2 separate regions of the Homo sapiens genome follow, and region 2 is linked to region 1. The links are chromatin loops, found by intact Hi-C in ENCODE. Cell type or tissue: heart right ventricle. All regions are shown on one strand. Links, peaks and the distances in the headings refer to the core of each region. The heading gives the core; the rest is flanking DNA.

The links. Peaks named below come from ENCODE experiments on the same cell type or tissue, not always from the same donor. Only the 100,000 strongest peaks of a DNase experiment are listed, where the experiment ranks them.
Region 2: it touches region 1 in a loop (2.0-fold over the local background); 16 of 110 quality-filtered maps call a loop at or near these places.

What each region holds. Positions count from the first base shown.
Region 1 is chr2:128,288,144-128,298,280 of GRCh38, reverse strand. All of the region lies in intron 1 of HS6ST1 (heparan sulfate 6-O-sulfotransferase 1), which reads left to right. Among named protein-coding and RNA genes, the nearest start is that of HS6ST1, 26 kb to the left of the region's middle. RefSeq lists enhancers at 2,611-3,160, 9,619-10,137. In heart right ventricle, for the core only: a CTCF peak has its summit at 4,853 (motif pointing right); no DNase peak of the experiment used is centred there; H3K27ac peaks cover 1,022 bases.
Region 2 is chr2:128,190,303-128,200,439 of GRCh38, reverse strand. It overlaps UGGT1 (UDP-glucose glycoprotein glucosyltransferase 1), which reads right to left. Exons shown (of 41, transcript NM_020120.4): 41 at 4,763-10,137. It also overlaps the pseudogene DYNLT3P2. Among named protein-coding and RNA genes, the nearest start is that of UGGT1, 100 kb to the right of the region's middle. In heart right ventricle, for the core only: a CTCF peak has its summit at 3,743; no DNase peak of the experiment used is centred there.

The DNA of each region.
Region 1 (10,137 bases), core at 3,690-6,189:
ATCTCATTTTTTTTGAGAAACCACCATACTGCTTTCTACAGTAGCTGTACCATTTTACCTTCCCACCAGCACTGCAGAAGGGTTCCAGTTTCTCTACATCCTTGCTAACATTTCTTCCTGTTTTTTGATAATAGCCAGTCTGATGGATGTGAAGTGGAATCTCATTGTGGTATTGATTTGCATTTCCCTAATGGCTAACGATGTTCATCTTATATCTGCTTGTTGGCCATTGGTCTGTCTTCTTTGGGGAAATGTCTACTCAAATGTCGCACATTTTTTAATTGGGTTGTTAAGTTATAGGAGTTCTTTATATATTCTGGATATTAATCTCTTATCAGATATATGATTTACAAATATTTTCTTCCATTCTGTGGGTTGCGTTTCACTCTGTTGATACTATCCTTTGATGCACAAATATTTTCAATTTTTTGTTTTGTTTTGTTTTTGAAACAGAGTTTCACTCTTGTTGCCCAGGCTGTAGTGCAATGGTGTCATCTCGGCTCACCGCAACCTCTGCTTCCCAGGTTCAAGCGATTCTCGTGCCTCAGCCTCCTGAGTCGCTGGGATTACAGGCATGTGCCACCACGCCCAGCTAATTTCTGTATTTTTAGTAGAGACGGGGTTTCTCCATGTTGGTCAGGCTGGTCTCGAACTCCTGACCTCATGATCAGGTGGATCACCCACCTCGGCCTCCCAAAGTGCTAGAATTATAGGCATAAGCCACCATGCCCAGCCTAAATGTTTTTAATTTTGATGAAGCCCAATTAATCTAGCTTTTCTTTTGTTACCTGTGTTTGGATGTCATATTCAAGAGATCATTGCCAAATCTAGTATCATAAAGCTTTTTTCCTGTGTTCTAAGAGTTGACAGTTTTAGGTCTTACCATTGGTCATTAATCCATTTTGAGTTAATTTCTATGTATAATGTTAGATAAGGGTCCAATTTCCTTCTTTTACATGTGGAAATCCAGTTTCCCCAGCACCATTTGTTGAAAAGAGTGTGTTTTCCCCATTGAATGGTCTTGGCACCATTTGACCATATATGCAAGGGTTGATTTCTGGGCTCTTTATCGTATTCCATTGGTCTATATGCCTATCTTTATGACAGTACCACACTGATTTGACTACCATAGCTTTGTAGTTAAGTTTTGAAATCAGGAAATGGGAGTCCAACTTTGTTTTGTATTTGTTTTGGTTTGGGGTTTTTTTTGTTTGTTTTTGAGACAGGGTCTCGCTTTGTCATCCAGGCTAAGGTGCAGTGATGTGAACCTGGCTCACTGCAGCCTTAACCTCCCAGGCTCAAACAATCCTCCCTCATTGGCCTCCCAAAGTGCTGGGATTACAGACATGAGCCATTCTTTTTTGTCAAGTACTTTAGCTATTCAAAATCCCTTGAAATTTCATATGAATTTTAGGTTAAGTTACTCTATTTATGCAGCAAATACTGTTGGGGTTGTGATAGGGATTTCATTAAATCTGTAGATTACATGAGTAGTATTTACATCTTAATGATAGTAGGTCTTTCAGTTCATGGACATGGGATGATTTTCCATTTACTGGGGTTGTCTTTAATTTCTTTCATCAGTGTTTTGTAGTTTTTAGTTTACAAGTATTTCACTTCATTGGTTAAGTCTCCTCCTAAATATTTTACACTTTCTGATGCCAACAAAAACATAATTGTTTTGTTAATTTCCTTCTTGTATTGTTTGTTGCTAGTGAATAGAAATACAACTGATTTCTTTTAATTTTTACTTTAACAACATTGTTAAGTTAGTTTATTAGCTCTAACAGGTTTTTGTGTGTGGAAGTGGATTCTTTAGCATTATCTACATATAAGATTATGTCATCTGAGAAGAGAGATAACTTTCCTTTTTTCTTTCCAATCTGAATACCTTTTACTTATTTTTCTTACCTGATTGCTCAGGCTAGAACTTCCGGTACTCTGATGAATAGCTGTGGCAAAAGTAGACATCTTTGCCTTGTTCCCAAAGTAGAGGAAAGCTTTTGGTGTTTCACCATTGAATATGATGTTAACTGTGAGTTTTTCATATCTGGCTGTCTTAGCTCAGCCTCTATTACAAACACTATAGCCTGGGTGGCTCAAGCAGCAAGTGTTTATTTCTCACAGTTCTTGAGACCCAAGTCCCAGATGAAGGAGCCAGCAGATGTGGAACTGGTGAGGGCTTGTTGCCTGTCTTGTATCCCCTGCATCTCCCATGGCCAAGAGAGAAGAAATCATCTCTCATGTCTTCTCTTATGAAGCCACTGGTCCCATTCATTATGGCTCCACCCTCATGACCTAATTACCTCTCAGAGTCGCCACCTCCAAATGCCATCACGTTGGAGATTAGGACTTCAACATGAGTTTTGGTGGAACACACACATTCAGTCCATAGCAATGGCCTTTATTACACTGAGGTAGTTTCCTTCTGGTTCTAGTTTGTTGAAAGTTTTTATTATGCAGGTGCATTGAATTTTGTCAAATGATGTTTCTGCATCAGTTGAGATGATCATGTGTTTTTTTCCTTCATTCTGTTAATGTGGCATACTACATTGATTTTCATATTTTGAACCATCCTTTCATTCTAGGGATAAATCTCACTTGGTCATGATACATAATCATTTTTATATGCTGTTCAATTCAATTTGCAAGTATTTTGCTGAGGATATTTTCATCAGTATTTATAAAGGACATCAGTGTGTAATTTTCTTGTTATATCTTTGTCTGGCTTTGATATCAGGATAATACTGACCTCATAGAATGAGTTAGGAAGTATTCTTTTCACTTCAGATTTTTGGAAAAGTTTGGGAAAGATTTGTGTTAGTCCCAGGAGAGCCTCTCAGGTCCCAGCATGTGCTGGGAGCCTAGTCACAAGCCCTGGCAGTCAAGGGTGTGGACACCCAGGCAGCTGCCTAGCTGTGTGGCCCTGAGCAAGGGCCTTCACCTCACTGTGCCTGACTCCTCAACTATAAACGGAGAGGAGTGGTACCCCCTGCCCTGAAGTGGAGAGAAGAATGGTACCCATTGCCCTGGAGTGAGGAGAGAACCAAATGAGCCAGTATGGGTGTGCCCAGCACAGGGGAGGCAGCAAGGATGCTGCCTGTGCCATCAGCCGGCAACATCTCACGGTGTTCACAGTAGCCCTTCAGGACAGAGGGACCCAGGGCTCAGAGGGCACTGGATCTGCGCATGGTCACTCAGTTGCTGGTTCCTCACTGGGCACATCCAGACCCCTCTGCCTTCAGACTCCTGCATTTCTGCCTTGCCACACAGGAAAACCAAGAGGGGGAGGTGGTTTGGAGTAGGTCATGGGGCCCACTGAGCCTTGGGTATCCTGGCAACTGCTTCTTATTTTCCTTGTTCCTTGGAGCCTCTCTGGGGGTGCTAGGGCTGTGTCCATGGAGAATCAGCACAAATGTGCCTGAAGGAAGGAGTTTCAGGAAGCAGGAGGCTCCAGGGCCTGCCCACCCAGGCTGACACCCCTGTACCTTGTGGGCCACAGTCAGGAAATCCCAGAGCCTGGGTGTGGGAGGGTGGTCCGAAGACCTCTTTTGTCTCCCCCTCCACACACACACACACACACACACACACACACACACACACACACACGCCTCCCTTCTTTGCGGTGGAGCCTCTTTACTGCCCAGTAGCCCACCTTCTTCTCCCAGCTCTCCAGGCCCCAGAGCACTTGTCCTCAGAGGGGCCGCAGCTCCCAGGTGGGAGTGTGACAGCGTCTCCATCCTACCTGGGCCACCAACCTATTGAAACTGGTGTCATCTTAAGGACAGCCAGCGCCTCTTGACTCTGACAGGCTGCCCCAGGGTGAACAAGTTTCTAAAGGTGGCAAGTCCCACCTACCCAGTAGACAGGCTGAGAACAAAGGAAGACCCAAGCACTAGCAAGGAGAGCCCTCCCCTCCCTCGGGGACTGCGGCACTTCATGGGCAGGGCCCGGGGCCCTCCATCACAGCCCACCCCGCCCTGTGCCCCCTCTGATGCAGTAGAGTCAGTGAATTGTCACTAGCCTGGTGCAGGCCATCCAGAGCACAGTGCCAGGGCCGGGCACAGGGCGTGTATGACAGAAGAGCCATGTGGGGTCTCAGGAGGAGGCTGTCAAGTCCAGGCTCAGAAGCTGTGATGTGAAGGACAGTGCTTCATGGAGTTTGGGGCAGGTTTCCAGCAGAGGGTCTGGGCCAGCAGGGCAGGTGCAGAGAGGAGAGGGCAGGGCCCTGCCCTCAAGGAGGTACAGAGCCAAGCCTACTGGCTTCGGGACCCACATGGTGCCCCTGTGTCCCTGCAGCGTGGTCTCAGCATGGACCCCCAACCTGTGGTGAAACCATTGCCCTGGGATGTTCAGCAGGACTGGGTCAGCTTCTGCCTGGCTCAGCATGGCCATTCCACACTTAGAGGCTGACCACAGGACTAACTGGATCCTATGTGGCCACAGACCCTGCTCACATAGCACTGGCCTTCTGAGCTGGTGGTTAATCCAACCTTCCTCATCCCCCAGAGGACCCCCAAAACAGGTGCTTGGTATAAATGTAACTCGCCTTCCTTCACTGGTGACCTGAGGCCACCTGATGGTCTCTCTTTGCCCTCTGTCCCCGTGGGCCCCAAAGAATCTGGGAGCATGTTCCTCCTCTGACTCCGGGCCCTCCAGGCCATACCAGCCCCTGGTTTTGCTAAACATCCCCCAAAGCTGTGGCCCCGGGAAGCGCCCCTCGGACCATGGTCTGCTGCTGCTCTCCTTCCAACTTCGAAGGTCCCCTCCCGTCCTGGGGTATGAGGAACAGTGGTTTCTGGGAAATCTGGAGCCACCCCAGTGTTTGCAAGGAAAGTGCCCAGCAGGTGGTGGCAGCCGCCACAGTTACTCCTCAGACTAGCTTTACTCATGGCTTTAGGGAGTGACGGTCATGCTTCATTCCAGGCCTCAAAGCCTTAGCCATTCCCAGGCCTTGCTCTGCCCAGGCCCAGGCTGGCCCTTGGGCAGGCTTATGGGGAGCCAGGCCAGAAGAGGAGAAAAGCGCCATATTGTGTGACATGCCCCTGGCTCAGAGCGGGCTGTGCCTGGGAGCGGTGCCCTTCCGCAGGAGACAGGGTGTGCGGGTGGGACGCTGGAGTGCCTGGCTGGTTTGGGCCCCACTGCATGCAGAGCAAGGCCCAGCCTTTGGGGAGGGAGGCCTGGTGTGGCGGAGCAGAGCAGGGACCAGCTCCACCAGGCCCATGGGTGGAACCACACAGGCTGTGGGCAGCGGGGGGCTGCAGCCACGGCAAGGACCCCAGACCCAGGGTGGTCTCCAGGGCTCTTTTGCAGTAGGAGTGGCAACAGAGTTGGGGAGGCTGACAAGTGGGAGGCCTGCCTAGGCTCTCCCCGACCGCTGCCTTCCCCCACACCCCATGTCTCAGGTGCCCTCCTGTGAGTCGAGCCGTCTTTTCCAGCAGGAGCCCGTCAGCTGATAGCACCCCTGCCTGCCCTTCCTGCTGCCCTTGTTCCTCTGCCCGCCCCCATGGCCTTGTGAGTCACCGCCCCTCCCCTCCGCCCCATTCCCCCCGTGCCATTTGCCCTGGCCTGCTGCACACTGAATGCCCTGAATCTGGAGCCACTGCACAGGGCACTGCCCTCCCGGCTTCCCACAGCCCTTGCTGGGCTGTCCCTGCCCACTCACATGCCCACATGCCACAGCCTCCCCGTGAGCCTGGCCGCCCTCCCTGAGGCAGGGGTGGGCCCACCACCACCCTCCACATCCTCGCCGGGATGCCTGGCTGGTTCCTTCCAGCTTCTGGGAAGCAAGGTCCCAGAGCGCCGGGGTGAGGAGCACAGTCTTCTCCAGTACGTGTCTCGCCCCGGGTTGTTCTGTGTCCAGACTGGTGTGGGCGTCCCTGCCCTGAGAAGGTGTTGGGTGGGTAGCTGGGCGTGGAACACAGGGCCCACCTTACCTCCTCAGGAGCCCAGCCACAGTTAAAGCCGCTCCAAGCCAGGGTCCTGCCAGGCGTGGGCCCTATGGAAGGATACACATGGTGTGAGCAGGCCCAGACTGCCTGGCATGGACCCTCTGGGGATCCCTCTCCCCACACCTTCACCAGGTGGTCTCTGTGGCACTGAGAGGGCCTAGAGCTGGGCAGGGCCAGGAATCCCTGGCACTCTTGCTGGGCCCAGCCCCCCCGGCCTCAGTTCACCCTCCTCACTGTTGCCCTGTGCCGCCTCCCCTGCCGGCTCCATCCAGGCCCCTCTCCTGGCATCCAGGGGCCTTCTCCTGAGCCGGACCCTTCCCCACACAGCCACCCTAGGATGGAGGAGCTTGGCAGGGTCTCCCCTGGCGTTGAGAAGAGTGTGCATTCAGAGGAGCCTGTCAGCCCTGAGCAGGGAGGGTGTTGGACGGAAGGAATGGAGGGCAAGAAGCACCTATAGGGAAGCCTGTGTATGCCCTTGGGGAAGAGCCTGTGGACAGATGCCCGCCGGCGCCCCTGCACAGCTGTTAGCCACATCCTTGCTGGGTTGCCTCCGTGAGGTCTGTCCAGGGCCTCCCCGTGGAAAGAGGAGGGGCCAAGTGATGGAAAGCAGCAGGACTGGTATGAGGCAACAAGAGCCCCAGGCTGGAGAGGCCAGGCCAGGTGAGGCACACAGCCTGTGCCCTGGCTCCCTTGAGGTCCACCTTGCCCCAGGCATGGCGTCAGCCTGTGGAGGACCCAGGTCCTGCAGCCAGGGGCTCTCCCTCAGGCCCTGGTGAGCTCATTTAGAAGCCAGCTGCTCCCGCTGACGCACCTTCTGAGCTCACCCAGTGCCTGGGGCCCTCCCTGCCAGAGGTCTAGCCCCCAAGAGACACAGTGAGGATCCAGACTGAGGAGGCTAATGCTTCCTTCTGCTGCTCCAGTGCCATGGCCGCCCCAAACCTCCAGGACTCACACCTCACTGAGCGCAAACCCACAGCCTTAACTATGGGGTGCTCTGGACCCAGGGCAAGGGCAGTGGGCAAGAAAAGTAGCCCTCCCCCATGCCGGGACTCCGGCTGTCTGAGAGGGTGTGTGAAGCCCCCAGCCTAGTAATGCCTGCACGGGGTACTCACTAAAGACAAGAAGGACAGGCAAGGGGACTCTACTGGGACAGTTAGGTCCCTAGTTCCTCCTTGTTTTATTGTGTCAGCTGAGATCCCCAGTACATGCAGAATTGCCTTAGAGAGAGTGGACATCTTTGTCTTATTCATGATCTTAGAGGGAATGCATCTGACTCTTCCCCATGGGGACCATGCTTGCTCTAGGTTTTGGGGATACTTTATCAAATTAAGGAACTTTTTTTTTTAATTTGAGACAGTTTCACTCTTTTGCCCAGGCTGGAGTGCTATGACACGATCTCCGCTCACTGCAACCTCCACTTCCTGGGTTCAAGTGATTCTTACGCCTCAGCCTCTTTATAGGTGCGTGCCATCATGCATGCTAAATTTTTTTTTTTTTTTTTTTTTTTTTTTTGTATTTTTAGTAGAGACGGTGTTTCGCCATGTTGGCAAGGCTGGTCTTGAACTCCTGACCTCAAGTCATCCACCTGCCTCAGCCTCCCAAAGTGCTGGGATTACAAGTGTGAGCTACCACGCCTGGCCAAATTAAGGGACTTCTATTCCTAGTTTCCTGAGAGTTTTTATTATGAATAGTGTTTTTAGCAGATGCTTCTTACACATTTACTGAGCTCTGTAGTCTGTTGCTGTGATGAGTCACATGTATGGATTTTCTCCTGTTAAGCCATCCTTGCATACCTGGGGTTACTAAGTATGGTCGTAGTGTAATATCTTTTATATGCTCAATTGGGTTGGATTTGATAAGATTTTTGTTGAGGAATTTTTGTATCTATATTTGAACTCTGAGCTTAGCAGATGTGTCCACCAGGCTGCAATTTTCCTCTCTTGTGCATTTGTCCAACTTCGGTATTAGGATTATGTTGGCCTCATAGAATGAATTGGGAGTGTCCACTGCTTTACTCTTGTCTAGGAGGGTTTGCTTACAAAAATCTGGTTCTTTTAAAATTTGGTAGAAATAGCCCAGCACTTTCTTTGTAGGAATTTTACCCCTAACTTTTTATCTTGAAAAATGTCAAACTTACAAAGTCGTTGAAATGGTAGTAAAGTGAACCTCATACCTTTCACCGAGACCCACTGCTTGTTAACATTTTGCAATATTTGTGCTTGTGAGTGGGTGCTCTCACTTGCTGTTTACATATATGTATATCTGTAGATACATGTGTACTTACATGTATATTTATATATGTAGTTATATACATGCTTTTGCATTTTAGTAGAATCATTTGAATGTAAGCTGCAGGCATTTCCTCAATATTTTAGGAAGATTTTAAACTACTGCTTTGATTTTTGCTTTTTGAGATTATCGGGCTATTTGTGACTTATATTTGGACATTTTATACAAATAATTTGACTGACAGCTATCCTCTCTCTATCTCTTACATGTTCTCCTGGTGCCTCTGGCCTGTGGTTGGTGAAAGCAGGTAGGTCTGTTCCGGCAGCTTCCTCTCTTTCCCTGCCAGCTGGGGTGGGCCCATCCTCATGCCGAGCGTCATGCTGTGACCTCCAGGAGGCATATTGTCTTGTTTTGTGCAAGGAGGAAACAGATGACAGATGCATTCCTTGGGGAACTCGTCAGGGCCACACAGCTGCTGGATGGCAGATCCCTTAGCAAGCTGGAGACCTGTTTTCTGGTGCTGCCAATGGCGCGCCGGGTTCTCCTGGGAGCTTCGTGCTGCTCATCTCAGGGACCGTGCACGTGGGTGAGCAGCAGACATGCCTTGTGGCCTATGAAGTCAGACACCTCTGGTATCTGGGAGACTTTGGCTGCAGAAGGATCTCTGAGTCTCCATTTGCCCATCTGCAGGGGGATCTAATAGTGGCGACCGTACCGGGGTTGCAGGAATAAAATGAGCAAATGCCTGCTGGGCCCTAACCTTTTTTGGAGGCACCAACCACAGAAGTGCTTGATGGGGGGCCATAAAATGGCTGGTTCTGGAGAGTCAGCATTCCCGAGTCCCCAGGGTCACTGCTCAGGTGACAGCTTTCTCAGTGCATCACCCGGAGCTGTCGCCCTCCTTGTAAGTAGAGCCAGGGCCATGGGAGTATAGAGTTGGATACTGCAGTTAGCTTGGGCACAGAATGGCTTATCTCTGGGGTGGGCTGTTTAGGCTCTGAATTTCCCTGTCTGGGGAAGAATAGTCTACATTCAAGAGCATGCAAGGCCATCTCTCCGCGGCCGCCTCTGTGTTTATATGGACTCGGGGGTTGAGGGAGCAGGTGTCAGCCCCTCTTCGCTGCAGAGAGGCTCTGTGGGGTCGTGGGTGAGAACCAGGACTTTGCCTCGGACCCTGACATGAGTTGCTGTGGGGTCAGCAGGAGGTGGAGCCTGGAGGGGTCCCAGGGACACCCCCAGTGATCCTCAGATGAGCTCTCGCCCTCCTGACCCCGAGAAAGGCTGATTACTGGTGATGATCCTGTGGCTTTGGAGATGTCCTGAGAGGCTGCTGGGGAGGCCCTGAGCCTCCCAGGCCTCCCTGACTCTCCTACCTCCTGTGAGAAAGTCAGATTAGATTGTTTTGTTTGTTTGTTTGTTTTCTAATACATGCATGGTTATATAAAATCGGAAAAATACAGAAAAAGTAAAAGAAAAAATGGCCCAGGGCACTAGGCCCAGGGCACCTGGCGCGGGTTGCATTTCTGCTCCATCTCTCCAGTTGATGTGTTTTCCAGAGTTGGCATCAGGCTGTACCCACAAGCTTTGATGTGGCTCTTTTGCCCATTGTGCACACAGATATGAGCTTCTGTGTTAATGCAGAGTCCCCAGAAGGGCTGTGCTTTTCTACTGCCATGGAGTCACCGGGCGTAGGTATCAAGTCGTGCTGGCTGGCCTCAGGGCCCTGAGCACTTTCTCACCTGGCAGGGACAGTTTCATAGCAGGGTACAAATACTGCACACCCCGGCAGGACCTGACGCTGCCGCCAGCCTCCCTCTCGGGCCTCCACGTCTCTCTTGGTGGGCCCAAGCAGCCATGGTGGATGTGTAGTTACAGGCTGTAAGGAAGAGGAAGGGCCACGTGAGTCCTCGCAATAGCCTCAGCAAAAGGCCTAGAAGCAGAAGGAGTGAGCCCCAGA
Region 2 (10,137 bases), core at 2,479-4,978, 97 kb after region 1:
CCAAGTTAATTTTTTTGTATTTTTTAGTACAGACGGGGTTTCACCATGTTAGCCAGGATGGTCTCGATCTCCTGACCTTGTGATCCGCCCGTCTCGGCCTCCCAGAGTGCTGGGATTACAGCATTTTGCTTATATAATGCACGCTTGTCATCTAGCACACTAATAAATATTACTCATTTTTTGAAAAGATACACTGACAAATTCTTTAAGTTAATGGCTTTAGCCCAACATTTTTAGTAAGTTAAAGAACACTAGCAATGGCAAAAACGTTGACAATACGGTTCATGGTCCAGTTCTCCCATCTTATGGTACAGGTTCCATCAGATGTGGTATCCCAAAAACAGGAGCTGGCTGTATGAAAGCCATATGCGCTCTTCTGGACCACTGCACAGGTCACAATATATGTATAAGCTTTTCCCAACTTAACCAGATGTGTTAAGGATTGTTCCACTATGCTTGGTTGATGATGTGATTATAATCTTCACCAGCACACACTCTTTGACAATATTGTGGGCTTCCTTAGCATTGAAGCCAACCTCAGGGTCGGGAGAACGGGTCAGGTGGGGCAGATCCCAGGCCTATTGGAGAGGACCAGGGCTTGGAGGACACTGAACCCCAACTCTTGGGGCCACCCCCCTGGGAGCCTTTTTTTTTAAAGCAATTTTGTAGTACTTGTCTCCTACAATGAATGCTGTCAGCATTCAGTTACCCCAAAATGTTTTTATTCCAACTTCTTTTTTTTTTTTGAGACAGTCTTCCTCGGTCACCCAGGCGCAGTGCAATGGCATGATCTCGGCTCATTGCAACCTCTGCCTGCCGGGTTCAAGCGATTGTCCTGCCTCAGCCTCCCGAGTAGCTGAGATTACAGGTTCCTGCCACCACACCCGGCTAATTTTTGTATTTTTAGTAGAGACAGGGTTTCACAATGTTGGCCAGGCTGGTCTCAAAACTCCTGACCTCAGGTGATCCACCCGCCTCGGCCTCGCAAAGTGCTGGGATTACAGGTGTGAGGCACCGCGCCTGGCCCCAGGTTCATTTTTGAGGAATATTTTCCCTGCATGTAGGATGTTAGCTCCTTTCAGCATTCTATGACGTCACTCCCCTGTTCCTGATGGGAAGTCAGCTGTCATTTTCATTGTTGTTCCCCTCCACATCAGGTGTTTTTGTTTTCCTGGCTACTACTTTTTCATGATTTTATCTTTAATTTTCAGCATTTGACTATGATGCACCTAGGTGTGGCCTTCTTTATATTCATCCTGCTTTTAAGGGGAGGGAGTGGTGATTCCGGTGAGGCCAGATGCAGATCAAGAGAGAAACGGTAAATTTGACATGTCGCACTCAGTTCCCTGGGGAGAAACAGCACTCCACGCAGGGCCACTCAGTGGAAGCAACCACTGGTTATGGGGCACAGGGAGCAGGGGAATGTGGGCAAGACCCCTTATTGTGGTTTCCCAGGAAGGAACAGGTGAGGCAGGGGCAGCAGACTGAGACTGACTGGAATAATCTCAGCTGGCGCTGGGCCACAGGGGCTGTTGCAGGATGTCTGGTACTGCCCTGGGGTGTCAGAGTGCTGGCCTGGAGCTTGAGCTGAAGAAGGGAGGTAGTTGAGGGTGTAAACTTGATTGGCTGCTCTAGAGGACTGACTGGCCTCTAGCCAGGACCTCAAAGCTAGGGCCTCAAAACTGGGCCAAGACCGCATTTTCAAAAAACAAACAATTTTGGCCAATATTTCTCCGTATTTTTTTTTCTGCCACATTTTCTCTCCTCTCCTGGGATTCTAGTTACGCATTTGTTATACTGTCTCACAGTTTACTGAGTCTCTGCTCATTTATTCTTTTTCAATCTCTTCTTCCACTTTGTTTTTCAATTTAGATAATTTCTATTAACGTGTCTTCAAGTTCACTGACTTTTCTTCTGCAAATGGGGAAATGGGGAGATGCAGATCAAAAGAGTACAAACTCTCAGTTTAAAGATAAGTTCTGTGGGGCTGGGCGTGGTGGTTCATGCCTGTAATCCCAGCACTTTGGGAGGCCAAGGTGGGCAGATTGCCTAAGGTCAGGAGTTTGAGACCAGCCTGACCAACATGGTGAAACTCCATCTCTAATAAAAATACAAAAATTAGCCAGGTGCAGTGGCAGTTGCCTGTAATCCCAGCTACTCAGGAGGCTGAGGCAGGAGAATTGCTTGAACCCAGGAAGTGGAGGTTGCAGTGAGGCCAGATCGCAACATTGCACTTAAGCCTGCGCGATAGGCCAGGTGTGGGGGCTCACGCCTCTAACCCTAGCACTTTGGGAGGCCAAGGCGGGCGGATCATGAGGTCAGGAATTTGAGACCAGCCTGAACAACATGGTGAAACCCCGTCTCTACTAAAAATACAAAAATTAGCCGGGCATGGTGGCGCACGCCTATAATCCCTGCTACTCAGGAGGCTGAGGCAGGAGAATTGCTTGAATCTGGGAGGCGGCGGTTGCAGTGAGCTAAGATCACACCACTGCACTTCAGCCTGGGCGACAGACCGAGGCTCCGTCTCAAAAAAAGAAAAAAAGATAAGTTCTGGGGATCTAATGTGCAGCACAGGTGGGGATGGGTGTCCTAATTCAGTGGTGATAATCACACAATGCACATGTGTAGCAAATCATCACACGGGACACCTGGAATATACACAATCTTTGTCAATTAAATTAATAAATATATATATACACATATACCTACACACACACACAAACTCAGGACGTATCAAAAGGCAATAAAAAAGCATCCACTTATGTCTGAGAAAAACGTTTATAATTATTTTAACATTTTTATTGAATGATTTCAACACCTTGGTTTATGGGTTGTTTTGATTTTGTTTTTTTGAGACAGGGTCTCACTCTGTCACCCAGGCTGGAGTGCAATGGCACTATCACAGCTCACCACAGCCTCAACCTCCCAGGCTCAAATGATCTTCCCACCGCAGCCTTCTGAGTAGCTGGGACTACAGGCACATACCACCATGCCTGGCTAATTTTTTGTATTTTTTGTAGAGATGGGGTTTCACCATGTTGCCGAGGCTGGTCTCAAACTCCTGGGCTCCAACAATCCAACCGCCTCGGCTTCCCAAAGTCCTGGGGTTACAGGTGTGCACCACCGCACCCAGCCTGATTTTTTTTCTTGATCACGTCATATGTTCCCACTTCCTGTCGTGCCTACTGATGTGGTTATATACAGGACATTCTGAATAATATACTATAGACACTCTGGATTCAGTTTTTTCCCACAAAAACTTTTGTTTTAGCAGAGTTTGGTTACTAGCGATCACCCTGATTCTGCTAAGCCTTCATTTTAGGCTTTACGAGGGTAGGTCTATCTTAGTGTTGCCCTCAGTCCTAGACCCTAGATTTGAGTTCTGTGATGTGGTCCTAATCCTAAGGCCTACACCCTGGGTTTTCGATGCAAAGTCTGAAATAGTTACCAAATCCCTCTAATTTGATGGAAAATGAATTCTAAACTTCTTCTCCCCAGCACATCTTCTGAAATCTCTACTCAGCTTTTCCAGCCTTCCAAGTGTTGCTTTCCATTTGGAATTCTGCCCTGTTTATGTATAATACAGGAACCCGCCAAGAACTTGATGAGACTATACAAGGCAAAGTTGGGGGCTTCTATGGCTTCCTCCTTTCTGGGATGTGCCCCCACACAAGTGTGCAGCGGCCAAGAACGTCCTGAAGTGACTTGGCTCCTGGGCCTAGTAAGCCTGCCACCTTCTGTTTTATTCCCTGTGAGCCACATGAGGTTTCACTTCTTCTGATGGTTCGTGCTCTCCCTCTCTTGCCGGTATCTCAGCAGGCTCTAGTGCTTTTCAAATAGTGTGTGTAATGATCAGGCGTAGGCTGGTCTGACACATGCTGCTCTGCCCTTCCTGGATGCCAGACTGTAATCAGATGTTTAAGTGTTAAAATAAACTCCAACTTCCTTTTCTTTATCTGGATGATGGATATGCTAGTGCTTTCACTTTGTGAAAAACTATCAAGGTGTGTGTTTATGTACTTTTCAGTATGTGCTACAGACCTCAACACAAAGTTTATTACAAGAAAAAACCCATTTAGTGCCAGCACCCAGTTTAAACCCCTGAAGGGCCTTCTTGTGCCCCCAGGATCAAACCCATTCCCCCTCTCCTGGCCACGTGCAGGCTTCCATGCAGCTCCCTCAAAAACACTAGCTCAAGCTCCTCCCCTCTGCCCACCCCTCGCCCCTACTTAGTCCTCAGGCTTCAACCTAAGCACCACCTCCTTGTAGCAGCTTAGTCCTGGTCCTGCACCTTAGGGCCCTCTCTTGCGCCTTCACAGGCACCAGGTGCCCCTCCCCGCCCTCCCCATCATCACACAGAGACTACATCCTCAATGCATATCCACCCCGGAGTAGGAGCTCAGAGAACTGGCAAAATGCAAAGTCCATGCCACCCTCCTAAGGAACTCTGCCGGCCCAGGGGTCTCATGACACCTTCTTGCCTTGAGGTTCCCCCTCCCACCCCACCTGTTATGCCTGCCTGCCAAGTTCTGCCTGGGGCAGCTCCCAGAGGTTGAGGACCTGGAGGAGACCTGGGTGCTTTGGATCCTCAGAATCCAAAGAACTGGATGCAACCCGAAGCCAGCCCCAGCAGCAGACAAGACTCAGGTAAAGCCCTCGTTCCTCTGTCTGGGTTTGCAGCTTCTGCTAGATGAAGGGGTTGGACTTTGTGCTCTATCAATCTGCCCTTCCTAAACACAAAGGCCAAATGACTGCGCAGTTTTAAAGAAGAGAGGAAACGTTTACTGTGTTGAGCAGACCTTATTTTCATTACAGTACCAGGAAGTTCATTCTCAATTCCCTTCGAACGCAGAGATTCTGCAGACATTTAAAAGCCCAATGCTGTTCCCAAGCAAGAGGCAGCACCTGACAACAATGCTGCATTTAATGGAGCAGGATTACAGTAACATTGGATATTCATAAAGAAGATTTTTAAAGTACACAGTTTCCTTAAAAATTATAACATTTTCCCACCTTTATTTTATTATTACCACGAATAACTGGTTGGTTGGAAAACATGGTACTTGATAATCTTTTGTTGTCAACCTTAAGTTAATGTATTTTGCTTTCTGCTGTTGTTGTTAAGAGACGTTATGCCCATTTCTCTGGAAATCTCAATGGTGACAAGTAAGGCAAGGCATACAATACATTCCTGTCCCACTGCAACCTTCCACAGCTAGCCTCTGCACTGCTGGGTATCTGGGAAAGACTCAGGAGAGGACCTTTTGCTTGCAAATCCTCAAACTCCTGACCTCGGGTGATCCGCCTGCCTTGGCCTCCCAAGGTGCTAGGATTACAGGCGTGAGCCACCACGCCCGGCGCTTGCAAATACCGACCACAGAGTTTAACCTTCATGGGCTCCTTCTAGGAAGCAGGCAGCCACTTGCCACAGACTTTGCAGTTTGTTTTTATAAATTGTCACTGATCAATGACAGCCTGAGGGAATGGGACCCTCTACTCAATTCATTGACTTCCTGCTTCTACTGCCTCCCAGAAGTGTCATTTCATTTCTGTATATAGAGAAATGAAAGACCAAAGAATGAAATGAGAAATCTGTATCCTCTAGGCATTTCAGGTATATACCCTGAAATATCAATAACCACTGAAGTTCATGATGTCTCATTTGCTTGAATTCAATCAGTTAATTACCAAAATACTGATTAAGATCTTTCCCTCACTACCTCAAGGCAGAGAAAACATGAATTTAAAGAAGTTATCTTACCAAACTACACACATGACAAGCTTTATTTGATTAACTCCAATCATCCCACAAAAATGTGCCCATAAAATCAAGTACTTAAAAAACTAATTATTAAAATTACACAACAATGGGACAGGCGCGGTGGTTCACGCCTATAATCCCAGCACTTTGGGGGGCCGATGCGGGTGGATCACTTGAGGTCAGGAGTTCGAGACCACCCTGGCCAACATGGCAAAACCCCGTCTCTACTAAAAATACAAAAATTAGCTAGGCATAGTGGCAGGCACCTGTAATCCCAGCTACTCAGGAGGTTGAGTCAGGAGAATCTCTTGAACCCGGGAGGCAGAGGCTGCAGTGAGCTGAGATTGTGCCACTGCACTCCACTCCAGCCTGAGCAACAGAGCGAGATTCTGTCTCAAAAAAAAAAAAAGCAAAAATTAGCCGGGTGTGGTGGCGCACACCTGTAATCCCAGCTACTCGGAAGGCTGAGGCAGGAGAATCACCTGAACCCAGGAGGCAGAGGTTGCAGTGAGCCAAGGTCACACCATTGTACTCCACCCTGGGCAACAAGAGCAAATCTCTGTCTTGAGGGGGGAAAAAAACCACGCAACAATGGAATACATATATTTAAATAACTGCACATAATACACCCTCCATTTTTGTTACCAAGAGAAAGCTTCCATCAGGTAGCTTTACCAATACATTTCCATTCCCATGAAATGCAATACCACAGTACTAATATTCTATTCAGAAAAAGACTACAATTCCCTTGTAACTCTTTTTCTTTTTCCCTTGTAACTCTGAGTTCTTTCTTTTAATCGTTCAGGCCACATAGGTAAGGCCATTTTAGAAAAGGACTGCTTTCAAGTATCTAAATATACTTCCGGAGGGCGGGGGAGGAAGGGAGTCATTTTACACTTGTCACTCTCAGGGTGATGTCTGACTGTCCAAGTCACGGGGTCAGTAGAGCAGGTTTCCTGGCTAAAGGAAACTCTGGGAGTTCTTTCCTCCCTACCACCTGGGCCAGTCTCTTCCCCCTGTCCCTAGCTCTTGGCCCTCTACTCAGGGACTTGGTCCCCACAATCAGATGAAAACTCATTCAGGCAGAGCCTTGACAAGGTTCAGAACACGAGGGCTTGACCGGACATAGTGGCTCACGCCTGTAATCCCAGCACTTTGGGAGGCCGAGGTGGGCAGATCACCACCTGAGGTCAGGAGTTTGAGATCAGCCTGGCCAACCAACATGGTAAAACCCCATCTCTACTAAAAATACAAAAATTAACCAGGCATGGTGGCAGGCGCCTGTAATCCCAGCTACTCAGGAGGCTGAGGCAGGAGAATTGTTTGAACTTGGGAGGCAGAGGTTGAAGTGAGCCAAGATCGCACCACTGCACTCCAGCCTGGGTGACAGAATGAGACTCTCTTAAAAAAAAACCCACGAGGGCTTAAGGACAGCAGAGCAAATTAAGCTCCATTTATGGAAACTGTTTTAATTTTTTTTTTTTTTTTTTTTTTTTTTTTGAGACGGAGTCTCGCTCTATTGCCAGGCTGGAGTGCAGTGGCATGATCTCGGCTCACTGCAACCTCCACCTCCCGGGTTCAAGTGATTCTCCTGCCTCAGCCTCCCGAGTAGCTGGGACTACAGGTGTGTGCCACCATGCCCAGCTAATTTTTGTATTTTTAGTAGAGACGGGGTTTCACCGTGTTGGCCAGGATGGTCTCTATCTCTTGACCTCATAATCCGCCCGCCTCGGCTTCCCAAAGTGCTGGGATTACAGGTGTAAGCCACTGTGCCTGACCGGAAACTGTTTCTTAACATACATCATGCACGTAATCTTCGCTCTCCCAAGAGGCATTCACCCAAGCAGACAGGCAAGCATCTATGTGTTCAATTCGAAATGCAACAATGACAGATGTACAACTTTACCACTCTTAAAGAAACTAACATGCCATCCATTATTCTCCATGTGGGAAACATTCAGTAAACTTCTAAAACCAAACACAGGACTCTGGCATATCCCCACACCCCCAGCAGCAGGCTGTGACAGGCTTTGATCTCAATCAAATGCCACTGTACACAGAACATAAAAACAGGCTCAGGATGCTGCATGTCACTCTGACATATCACATTATTTCATATTACTCTGTCACTTACTCACAAACAAAAGTCTCCACTATGGCATGATTGAGAGAGAAAATAATTCACTTTATATAAATAACAGCTAAGAACAACATACTGTGAACAGTTTCCAGAGTTTGAACATTCAGCACAATCAATTCTTACTTCTTGGGAAAAAAATATCTTACCTATCTTTTCTGTTACAGTATGCCTTCTTGGAGAAAATATTTTAGTGGTAACATCATTTTCTGGGGCATTTGGTTAATTTTGAAAGATGATTATGCCACATGAACCAAAAAAAAAAAAAAAAACTGGCAGGAGGAGGAGGGTCCTAGGCCATTCTGGAAGCAAGCTGGGTTTTGCATTATTCAGAGTCAACTATTAAGCTGACTTATATTAGAATGGCGACAGATAAGAGGCAATGAGTGACACCAGGACATGCACAGCACACAGAGAATATGGTCTACTCTTGTCTTCCCTGCACAGATTAAACATAAGAGGCTTGGTAGAAAGACATGGGGAAAGGTGCTATGGGGGCCAGCATTTGGAAAGCATATATCCCAGTGACTTGAGTATTTGCTATGCAACCTCCTGGACGAGAAACTGGGAAAAGGCACACTTCCGCCCACAGTTGTGGACAGCAGCAGTCACCCGTCTGAATGCTTTCATTCAATGTGAAGATGCAGCTTGAACAAAAGTTTCTTTTTGTTTGTTTGTTTTCTGAGATGGAGTCTCGCTCTGTCACCCAGGCTGGAGTGCAGTGGCACGATCTCAGCTCACTGCAACCTCTGCCTCCTGGGTTCAGGCGATTCTCCTGTCTCTGCCTCCCGAGTAGCTGGGAATAGAGGGTGAGCCACAACACCCGGCTAATTTTTGTATTTTTAGTAGAGACGGGGTTTCACCATATTGGCCAGGCTGGTCTTGAACTCCTGACCTCATGATCCGTCCGCCTCAGCCTCCCAAAGTGCTGGGATTACAGGTGTGAGCCACCACGCCTGGCCGAACAAAAGTTTTTTAATCTTACTGATCCCATCTTTCCAGCTGCTCTGAACAGAGGGGCAGGGCGGGGAAAGTCATGTCACAGACTCTGCCCACAGCAGCCATTCTGAGGTGCCTTTTCAGTCTCTTATCCTCTTTTGAGCTTTCCTCTTCTTAATTTTTTGTTTTGTTTTGTTTTCATTGTACTCATTAATCCCCTCCTCAATTTTTAACAGAATTATAAAAGCAAAGTCAAAAGGTCCTTCAGGATGACTGGGAGGCTTCCTAGGCTAACTTTTGCATTTGAAAATGGAAAAAATAAATTACTTGATATTTGTGATAAGACTAAGATTTCTTAAAAGTCTGCACATCAATATATTACCTGGCTTAGGAGGGTGAGGGCACAGTATCCATCTGCACCCTCTCCTCGTATTTTTTAAAAACAGGCAAAATATGTAAGAAAAGGCTGGTGCACGTTGGAAGACAGAGCGTGCCTGTCTATGCCAGTGCTGCTGTGCCCTGCAGCCTGGCAGATGGAGTCGGATGCTGGGGCCTCATGCCCACTTAGGCCAATAACATACTCAAGACTCTACAGCCCGTTCACCAGCAAAGTATGCCCTGAGGGGCAACACTGGCTGTGGAAGTGAAGACACACAAAGCAGGGACTAAAGGCAAATGGGGCTTCACGATGCAGCGACATGAAGACAGAACTGGTGTGGGCGCCAAAGGCAACCTGCAGGGCTCACATAAAAGGAAAATAGGACAGAAAGCCACGAGTTCCACAAGCAGAATCATTTCTGGTCTTACATCTGAGGGCATTTGTAGAGAAAAGTCCAAGGCAATGTCCCCTGGGTCTGAGAGAAAAATCCTACGCAAAAGAGGGCAGACAATGCGGTGCTCGTCTTGAGGGAGCCTGACCCTGACCCTGACCCTGACGGGCTGGATGCGAGAGGGGCTGAGTATGGCTGTATTCAGTAAGGAAACTGGTAGCAGACTTTTCTAGAAGGTGGAAAGAAAAAGCAAAGACTTTCACAGATACAAAAATTGTTTTCAAAACAATTACCTAGAAAGTTCACTGCGGTTGGGTGGGGAATAAGTGTAATATTTTCATTTCAAATGAGCCATGGTGCTACTAATGGATTATAAAAGAGGATGGCCAGTTCTGGTCTTCCTTCCCTTCCCTTAACCCCCGAACCTTCCTACTCCTGACATTTTCCCTACCCTCACTGCAACCCACCCCCATCCTGGCCCAAAATTAATTTGCCCAGCCACTGCACCAAACCAGCCTTGACACACA